Linked DNA regions of Homo sapiens: region 1 is linked to region 2. A link is a contact called in ENCODE POLR2A ChIA-PET data. All regions are on one chromosome and are shown on one strand. The core of a region is the stretch at or near the end of the contact, and the rest is flanking DNA. Distances in the headings are between cores, read along the strand shown. Region 1 holds the start of ARHGEF2-AS2 (ARHGEF2 antisense RNA 2). Region 2 overlaps GOLPH3L (golgi phosphoprotein 3 like).

What was found. ChIA-PET counts read pairs that join two places held with the same protein, here RNA polymerase II (POLR2A).
Region 1: POLR2A ChIA-PET joins it to region 2 with 10 read pairs in naive thymus-derived CD8-positive, alpha-beta T cell. The contact joins the promoter of ARHGEF2-AS2 here to the enhancer-like site in region 2. POLR2A ChIA-PET finds 5 or more read pairs at or near these places in 2 of 52 experiments (WTC11 and naive thymus-derived CD8-positive, alpha-beta T cell).

Annotation. Positions count from the first base shown.
Region 1 is chr1:155,976,607-155,981,511 of GRCh38, forward strand. ARHGEF2-AS2 (ARHGEF2 antisense RNA 2) reads left to right here and starts at 2,033. Exons shown (of 3, transcript NR_183460.1): 1 at 2,033-2,088; 2 at 2,714-2,849; 3 at 4,261-4,905. ARHGEF2 (Rho/Rac guanine nucleotide exchange factor 2) reads right to left here and starts at 1,941. Exons shown (of 22, transcript NM_001162383.2): 1 at 1,759-1,941. The coding sequence starts at 1,821. RefSeq lists enhancers at 1-219, 336-415, 2,546-2,615, 3,077-3,698, 3,086-3,135 and silencers at 1,936-2,095, 2,156-2,205.
Region 2 is chr1:150,647,758-150,652,879 of GRCh38, forward strand. GOLPH3L (golgi phosphoprotein 3 like) reads right to left here. Exons shown (of 5, transcript NM_018178.6): 5 at 1-991. The coding sequence ends at 564. Among named protein-coding and RNA genes, the nearest start is that of ENSA, 21 kb to the left of the region's middle. Within about 2 kb of position 2,719, at least 5 of the 41 ENCODE cell types and tissues checked have a DNase peak (open chromatin) inside an H3K27ac peak, as active enhancers do.

The sequences.
Region 1 (4,905 bases), core at 783-3,282, 5.3 Mb after region 2:
CACAGAACCGCTCTCTATACCCCCTAGCCAGGTCTTCCCCCAACCAGCTCCCCCATGGCTTTCCTTTTTAGGGTGGAACCAAATTTCTGCGGTTTCAAAAAACCTCCCCCGCCCCCCTTGGCTCTACTCCAGGGTCTCAGCTCAAACGGTTGAAAAAATAAACAGACTTTTGGAGCTGGGGCCTGGGCTGGCGCAGGCTGTGAAGAGCCTGTCTGCCACCCCACTGTTCCACCACACTTCAGCCACCTCACCCCGGCCCTCTGTTTGTCTTAGGCCCTACTCGAATCCCCAGTTGCTTTCCAGATAGCAAAATCTAATCCCAACCCCCTAAGGAAAGTCCTTTTAAAGCTGCTTTCCCTGGCCCTCCACCCCCAACCCAGGATGGAACCTCTGTCTCTCCCAGTTTAGCATCAAGACAGGTAGCCTGGCTAGGAACTACCAGGGAGGTGGAGGGGAGGGCTTTCCATCACCCTTAAGGACTCCTAAGGGGTACTGCTCCCTTGGCTGAAGTTGGTGATCAGCATAGGCTGGCACCAGGGTAGTAGGGCACTCAGGTTGGAGAGAAGCCAGAGATTAAACCAACTCTGGGCTGGGACCTGTCCTTTCTGATAATGGGTACAGTGCGGGGGCCCCAAAGGAGCTGGGAGGTGCTGTCTGCAGGCACCACCTTCCTTTCAGCTCTGACTTATTCACCTGCAAGTCAGCTTCATCATTTCCTGGGGTCTGGGTGTGGAAAGGTCAGGGCACTTGGGAATGGGGCTGGGTACAAAGGCAGGGATAAAGGGTACTTGGAGAGGAGTGGCCAAGAGGTCATGATGGGGGAGGCGTGTGGATAATTATACACCCAGACTCATGAAATGCTAGGTGAAGGGACCCCAAGACGAGCAGATAAGAGAATGAGAGCGCTGGGGGAGGAGGAGGAAGGGCAGGGAACACAATGCATAGTGCCAGGTGTGTCAGCCTAAGGGTTTCAGGTTGGGAGAAGGAAGAGCTAGGAGGCTGGCGGGGCAGATAGGGATGGAGGCCCTATGTTCCAGGCAGAAGGGCTCAGGATGGAGGAAAGGAGCCCAGCTACACAAAGACCTCTGCTCCCTTCACCTAGAGGTGATGGTTTGGGGGAAGTAAGCCGTCCCTCGGCCGTCCCGACCCCAGCCACCCGCCCACCCAGAGGGGAGAACTGAATCACAGCTGGAAAGTCCATTTGCGAGGAGAGGAGGAGCTGACTTTTGTCTTGGAGGGGTGGTGGTGGTGGTGGGAGGAAGCCGGGAAACCACCCCCTCCCGTCCCCTCCGCCGGATGGCGGGGACAAAGGGGGAACGACCAAGCCAGCGATTGGGGAGTGATGGGGGGTCGCCACGCCAAGCCCAAGCCGGTGGGGCCCGGGGTGAGAGGAGGTGCCGGAGCTTCCACCGCCCCCACCCGCGAGACACACACCTCCCTCTTCCCGCTCCGTCCCTTACCGGAGCAACTTTCTTTCAAGCGGCCTAAAGCACTCGGTCCCGCCGGCTTGGAGGCGACCAAGCCCAGGTCCGCTCCGCTCCCTCCCGGGATCCCAGCACCGTCGCGTCTGCCGCTCCCCCCACCCCTACCCACTCGCTCGCAGTCCCCACCCACCCCGTCCCGCCGCTCGCCGATCCACCGCTCCGCCCGATTTTGGCGCCCAGAAAGCAGGCGGGGAGACAGGAGATGCACCGCGGGTGCCGGGGTTCGGGGAGCACCCGAGGACCGCGGCGAAAGGAGAGGGGTTTCCGAGCCCACCTTGCTCGCCAGCTCTCTGCTCCGGTCGATCCGCGCCCGCGTGAGGGATTCGATCCGAGACATAATCGGACGGGGGGACCAGGGAGGACGCGGCGCGGACCCCGGCGTCCTGTATTGTTGGGGGAAGGCGGGGGGAGGGGTTCGGCCCGCACGCGTTGGTCTCGGGGACAGGAAGTCTGACTCCCCTCGCCCGGCACCCAGCACCAGTTCCTCAAACCCGAGTCTCCTCCCCCGCCCAAGCTCAGGAAGGGGGTAGGCGGAGCGGAGGGAGGGCGGGGTGCCCGCGCGCAGGACGGGACGCCAGGGTTTGTGTGGGGGCAGCTCGGAGAGGTACGAGGGTCCTAGGACAGGTTTGAGAGGCCCCTCTGCCTATTTCCCCTCCAGCGCCTGGGGGCGCCCTCTAGCCCCAGAGACCCGCCTCTTAGCTCTTCTTTTCCTAAAACCCAGCCCCGCAGCCCTCGCCGGACCCAGGTTGGCCCTTTCCCCTCTGCCCTCCCCTTCTTCCCTTCTCCCCTCGCCCTCCCTTTTTCCCTCCCCTACTGCGTTACCTCAGTCTTTAAAGACCCGCAGGCAGGAGAATTCCATCCGCCCCCAGCTCTTAGAAAACCCAGGACCAGTTCCTTCCTGGCCTTCGGGGTCCCATCAAAGCAGGCCTGAGCAGACTGACCCCTTTTACGATTGGGGGCAGGGGTGGCCAGAGGGAGAGGAAATCAAAGGAGAACTAAACGCTGGATCTTCAGTACACGGGAAGGGTAGGATTCACTCCCAGAGGTCGAAGAACAGAGAGGAGAGAATTCTCCCACATGCCCCACCCTTCTGGGGCCTTCCTGACCCCACTCTGCCCTCCTCCTAGCTCCGCCTCTGCCAGCTACTTTGGGGGACTAGGTTGGGATTCTCCACTTTTACCGAAGGCCTTCCATGTGTCTAACTGCAGTTCTCTCTGTTGCAAGTTAAGCCGGAACTGAAAGACCAGAAACCAGCCTGCCCTAGTCAAAGAAAGTTAGGGCCCAACCAGCCTCTCCCCAAGAAGCAGGGTAAGGTGGGGCATTCATCTCTCTGGACCCTTTTCCCCAGCCTGAGCCAGCCTTTGGGTGAGTTTCCTGCTATTGGGAAAATTCCTCCTCCAGTCTAACTATGATCACTTACAGTGAAGTTCATTTCTGCCTCTCAGGGTCTCCCATTTCTCTGGAGAAACCAGAAGCACAGAGAGGCCTGGGACAGAGCCTTCGGTTAGCAGGGTCCTGCCTGATTCTGGCCCCAAAGGGCGTGGGAGAAGAAGGGAGGGAGGGGAGACCCAACCCAGATCCAGCAGTTCTCTGCCCTGGCTCAGCAGTGGGGCCAGGCTGCAGGTTTCAAGCCCAACTCAGCACTCTTGTAGGTGCCAATTTTAGCCTCTGCCACTATTTTTGGGCTCCACTACCTCACCACTGGCTGAGCTGGTTGGGCTCCTCACCCCCAGCACTACCCCCACACTGCCCCTCCGGCTTCCCCTCCTTCCTAGCAACTCCTTCACCTCCTTCTTCACCCATTCCCCTGTTTAGAATCCTTAAATAGCAAAGACCAGGAAAAAGGAAGAGGAAATAAACCGTGCCCAGTTCAGGCTGGATGGACATTAGAAAGCAGGAAGGACTTCCCCAGGGCCACAGCTTGTTCTTCCTGGCTTGCACCTGCCAAGTATACCTACGGGGAGGGTGTAGGAACTCCCCCAAACCAAGAGGCCTGAGGCTCCTGGCCCCAGAACTCCAGACTCACCTCCCCTGAGGTGGGCAGCCAAGACTCAGGAATGTACTAAATTTAAAAACAGACAGCCAGAGGCTAGAATCTTGGCCTCAAGGTTCCACCCACTGGAGGCCCAGAGACAAGATCTGGGGTGGGACCTCAGCTTCTCTCCCAGGCCTGGGGCAGGAGGGTGCTGCAAGCTATGGATAGAATCTTAAAGGGCCACACTCCAGCCTGGGTACCCAGGAAACATAGAATTTGAACCCTGGGGTTTTTCAAGCGACCTCATGGTCCCTCAACTCAACTAAGAAGGTCTCTATGAAAGAAGAGGACCCGACCCTCCAACTCTTTTCTGTCTCCCACCCCAACCTTCAGTCTACTTTCCATCCCACCTGCTGTTACCCTACCCCTCACCCTATGCCCTCTTCTTCCCCTTAGGAGATGAATAACAAGGAAAGGGACTAGGGACAGGGAAAAGAAAAGTGTTCTGCCTTTAAAAACACCTGTGTTTAGTGAGCTTGGCCTGCAGCTTGACTCAGTTTCCGTTTTCTATATCCTCTTGAACAATGAACACTTTTCCCTTCTCCTTGGTGTCACCTGCCCCCCTTTTCCAAGACCCTTCTTCATTCCAGCGCCCCCTCTACTCCTATCCAGTGATATCTTCCAGATTTTCAGAAATAATTTTTTAGATACACAGAAACAAACATTTCTACCAGGATCTAAAAATAGCCATCACCTTCTTTAGCCCATTTAACTTGACGAAATGTGTCCCTCCCATTTCAGGGGTAGGGAGGAGGTCCCAGGGAAGAACCTGGTTGCCAAAGTCTCGGCCAGTTGGAGAAGAGATGGGTCTCCCGAGGATACCCAAGCCCAAGCTCTACACTGTCCCAAGGTGGTTTGTTTTTCTTCTTTCTTCTATTGGTCTGGACCTTGTATATTCTGGGAGGAGGTGATTAAGGCCAAATTGCCTTAAGTGGCCATCCAGCCAGAAGCTGGAAGAAGGGAAGGATGAGAGGGAATGAACTGTTGTGTTACGGCTATTGAGAGAAACAGTGGCAATACACAGCCAAAGCCCTGAGTTTCTAATACGGCGCCACCTCTTATGAGCTGTGAGATCTTGGGCAAAGTAACTAACCTTTAAGTATTTGTCTGTAGAATTGAGATTGAAATACTTATCTTTGCCAGAATTGTTATAAGAATTAAATGAGTTGAAAGTGTTTCATCAAGTGTGCAATGCTACTCAAGTAGGAGGGACTAAGCTACTTCCTTCTCTCACTGCTTGACTGAGCTTCTCTCCAGCCCCACCCCCTGATGTTTACTGCTTATGGAGAAAGAGATTAAGTGAAGCAGGCCCACACATTCATGAAGGTGGAAGGAAGATGTAGCAGGAGATGGTGGAGAGGGAAACAGAGGAAGACAGGATGACAG
Region 2 (5,122 bases), core at 1,469-3,968:
GAAAAGGAAAGATGAGAAAATCACTAGCAGGATATGCAATTCCAGAGACCATCTGCTCCAAAAATTAGTTTTGTTTCTCATTGCTCCTTATTCAGCGACAGTTATTTCAATAAGCTACATTATTTAGCAGAGTCTGAGAGACAAAGGCTGTGAAAACATGTATTTATGATAGAAAACAAACTCAGAAAAATATAATAGATAGTTCACTTTTTATCTCATTCACATTCTATAGCTGGAGAACTCAAAATCCCATTTAGATATTTCTGCTTATCCAAAAGCACACTGGGTGAAACTAAACCACCAAATGGGAGAAAATGTTCATTGGGTGTGTGTGGCTTCACCCAGTTTATTTACCTATGGAGTGGAAGTGTAGGGAGAAATAAGGTCTGCTTATAATGGTCAAGGTCTATGGAGAAGCCCTGAAGTTGCTCTCCCCAAATCACAAGTCTGATTCAAGAAAAGGAAACAAAAATGATGAAAACATCTCATCACACAAAACTCAGTGATGGGGTCTCTGACAGTCACCAGCCAGCAGGGGAAAAGGAGAAATCCACCTGCCGGCTTTAAGATTTATTGAAGGCTGCCAGCACAGCCCAGATCATTTCTGTGGCACTAGGCTTTGTCCCTTCCACTTCAGGGTCCAGTTCTACTAAGTCCTTGGCTCGATTCATTGCCACATCATACTTGTCATCTGTCAGAGAGGAGAAGACATTCTCTAGCACATCAGAGGAGTGGGCTAGCACCAGGAGTGCTAGTGTTCGCTTGTCCATACGCTGAGGGTCATTTACCCACCGCTCTAGTACACTATCTTGAAGTTTTTTCACTAGTCGCTGTTTCTCTGTTGTATTGGTCACTGGATGAGTAGTCATGTCAAATAGCAGGAAATTCTGCTTCTCAGTGGTTAGAATACCTTTCTCTACTAGGTTCTTTGCGATGCGCTCTCGTACATTTCTCAGCTGGTACTGTAATTTGAAGGGGTTCCAGGTCTCACCTATGAGAAAAAAGAAATAGGACATAATGAACTGAAAGAGAAAAGCAAAATGAAACATGTAGTTGTTTGGAAACTTGAATGGCTAAAATGTTTAAAAGCATAATCTTCATTCCTCAATTCATTTAATCCTTAGTCCTTTATAATCTGGCTTTGACTCCAACCACATTTCACATTAAACCAGCTTCAAAAAATGTCACCAAGGACTTCCATATTGCTAGAGCTTATAGACTTTATTTCTGTTCTTATGTGACCTCTGTGACACTGTAATTATTTATGTATTTTTCAAATTCTATTTAGGACACCAGTCTCTCCCAGATGATTTCTACTCTATATTGTGGAAGTTCTATTTGCTGGTGAAGCTAAGAGGACTGAGGTTCCCTACCCTATTTGTAGAGCAGAAGCTCTATCCCAGGCCTGGTAGGCTGACAATATTTAGACTTCAATTGCTCCCATTCCAGCTTGTTCGTAGATTAGAGATTCTGCAACAGAAAAGGCAAGTCAAGAAGACCAGGGGCTAACACCTCTTTCCCCCAGCACCTACTCATACAGCAGGTGGGTATCACTGTAGGAGAAGTGGGCCCTTGTGCAGAAGTTCTGCCCAGGAGGGAAGGAAGGCCTGAAGAATGAAGAGCTCCAAAGCTCTGCCTGAGAGGACTGACTTTATTTGGAACACAGTGTGGAGAATTCTATGCCTAAGGGTGTTGAAAACCATAGAGATCTTGGTGGAGAGCAATTACAAGGTGCTGCTAGCTCTATGGCACTGGTATGACAAACCCAAATGGCAAAGCCTCCAGAAGTTTAACAGGCAGAACCAGAGAAACAGAAAGCCAAGAAAAGTCCTTCTGGAATCATGACCAACACTGGGGGTTGGGAAGACTGTGTGCTTGCACCAGGCTGCACCCACTCAGGAGCAATCAGAGCAGGACGTGGGGCTTGACTTGAGAGTATTCCCCAGACCACACATAGATCTATCAAAAAAGGGTGGATGCTTCACTGGCACCAAGGGCTAAAGCACAACCACTGAACCAACACTGGCTGAACAATAAGCTACCCTAACTCAGAGGCAACTCCTAGAAAGCTAAGCTTAAAAATAATAATAATAGCCGGGTGTGGTGGTACACGCCTGTAGTCCCAGCTACTTGGAGGCTTAGGCAGGAAAACCCAGGAGGCGGAGGTTTCAGTCAGCTGAGATTGTACCACTGCACTCCAGCCTGAGTGACAGAGTGAGACTTCATCTCAAGAAATGAAAAATAAAAAATAAAAATAAAATTAAAAAAATCACATACATCCCTGGTGTATGTCCAAGGATGTACTCTCTCCGAGAAGAAATCAGAGAGGGAACTTCCAAGCTGCTAGTTCCTCACTGAATGTGGGGCAAAATGTAAACTCCCTGATTTGTGATGGCTATGTCAAAATCACACACACATATCCAACAGTAAAGGATAAAAAAATTTAATTGGCTAAAAGGTCTTAAGCACAACCTTTGACTAATAAGTGGCTTCTACTGACCCACTGGCAACACACAGGGAGTTAGGCCAAAAGATAAAAACAAGAAAATATGAGCAGTGACATCAGAGGCTGCACACTACAAGAGAAACAGACTTCAGAGAGCTGCTGCAGGCAAGTCACTAAGGAAACAAATTACCAAGCAAACAACACAATCAACCTCTAGTGGGAAGGAGAAACCAGTATAGCAGGTGTCCCCAACCCCTGGACCATGGACTGGTACTGGTCTGCAGCCTGTTAGGAACCCGGCTGCACAGCAGGAGGTGAGCCATGGGTGAGTAAAGTTGAGCTCTGCCTCCCATCAGATCAGCAGTGGCATTAGGTTCCCACAGGAGTGTGAACCCTATTGTGAACTGCACATGGGAGGGATCTAGGTTGCATGTTCCTTGTGAGACTCTAATAAATGCAATGCACTTGAATCATACCGAAACCATCCCCCCGTCTCCCACCCCAGTGGAAAAACTGTCTTCCACGAAACCTGTCCTGGTGCCAGAAAAGTTGGGGACAGCTGCAGTGTAGTATCCAGAGTTGCACAATTATCTAAAATGTCCAGTTTTTGACAAAAAAGTATGAAGTATACAAAGAATAAATTGTGACCCATTGACCCATTCAGAAGAAAAAAAGCAGGCAATGGAAACTGCCTTTGAGAACGCTAAAATGTTGGACTTTACAAAGACTATAAAGCAGCTTTTATAAATATGTTCAAAGACCTAAGGGAAACCATGACTTATCATATAGAGAATATAAATAAAGACAGAAATTATAAAAAAGATCCATTTAGACCAGGTGCGGTGGCTCACGCCTGTAATCCCAGCATTTTGAGAGGCTGAGGTGGGTGGATCATTTGAGGCCAGGAGTTCAAGACAAGCCTGGCCAACATGGCGAAACGCCATCTCTACTAAAAATACAAAAATTAGCCAGGTATGGTGGGCACCTGTAATCCCAGCTGCTCAGGAGGCTGAGGCAGAGAATCGCTTGAACCTGGGAGGTGGAGGCTGCAATGAGCTGAGATAGTGCCACTGCACTCCAGCCTGGGCAACAAAGCAAGACTCCATCTCAAAAAAACAAAAACAAAAAAACCATTTAGAAATCCTAGAGTTTAAAAGTACAACAGACTGGGCATGGTGGCTCACGTCTGTAATCCCAGCACTTTGGGAGGCTGAGGCAGGCGGATTACTTGAAGCCAGGAGTTTGAGACCAGCCTGGCCAATATGGTGAAACCCTGTCTCTACTAAAAATACAAAATTAGCCGGGTATGGTGGTGTGTGCCTGTAGTTCCAGCTACTCAGGAGGCTGAGGCAGGAGAATCACTTGAACCCAGGAGGCGGAGGTTGCAATGAGCCAAGATCACACCATTACACTCCAGCCTCAGCGACAGAGCGAAACTCAAAAAAAAAAAAAAAAAAAAAAGTACAACAAACAAAATGAAAAAATCACTCAAGGGATCCAACAAGAGATCTGAGCTGGCAAAATAAAGAATTAGCAAACTTAGAGATCAAAGAAATTATGTAATATGAAGAACAAGGAGAAAAGAGAATGAAGAAAAATGAACAGACTCAGAGAAATATAAAGTATCATCAACTTGATGAACATACATAAAATGGAAGCACCAGAAGGAAAGGAGAGAAAGAGGCAGAAAAAATACTCAAGAAAGTAATGGCTAAAATCTTGCCAAACGTGATGAAAAACACTCAACCACACATTGGAGAAGTTCAACAAACTCCAAGTTGGATGAACACAAAGAGACCCATATCCAACATCATAGTAAAAATGTTGAAAACCAAAAATAAGTGGAAAATCATGAAAGCAGAAGAGAAAAATGACTTATCACATCACAGTGGAACTTTGTAAGCTTAATAACTGACTTCCCATTAGAAAAAATGCAGGCCAGAAGAATGAGTAGACTTATTCAAAGTGAGGGTAGAAACTATTAGCCAAGAATCTTATAACTGGCAAACTATCTTTCAGAAATAAAAGCAAAGCAGGTGTGGTGGCATGCACTTGTAGTCCCAGCTACTCAGGAGGCTGAGGCAGGAGAATCACTTGAACCCAGGAAGTGGAGGTTGCATTGAGCTGAGATCGTGCCACCGCACTCCAGACTGGGTGACAGAGTGAGACTCTGTCTCAAAAAAAAAAAAAAAAAAAAAAAAAAAACCCTAAAAAAAACAAAACAAAAATGAAGGCAAAGAAAAATTTCTAAAAAGGAGAAAAAATAAATACATTCCTAGATCTGAAAGAGTTCACTGCTAGCAGACCTGCTTATAAGAAATATTAATACTAAAACTAAAGGGAAGTTGTTAAGGCTGAGAGCAGGACACACTAGACAGTAATTTGAATCCACGTGAACAAACAGTAAAAGTAATTATGTAAGTAATAAAAAAGATGGTATAATTGGATACTTCATCTCAACTGATTTATAAAGCAATTGCACAAAACAATATTTATATAATTGTTATTGTTGAGTTATAATTTTTAACTTTTTAAACTTTTGCGCAAGGTTATAACACATAGAAATGTAATAATAGCACAAAGAAAGAGGGTGGGAAAAAAGTTGTGTTGAAGTAAGGAAAATGACAACAGATGGTAACTTGAATCCACAGGAAGAAATGAAGAAAACCAGAAATG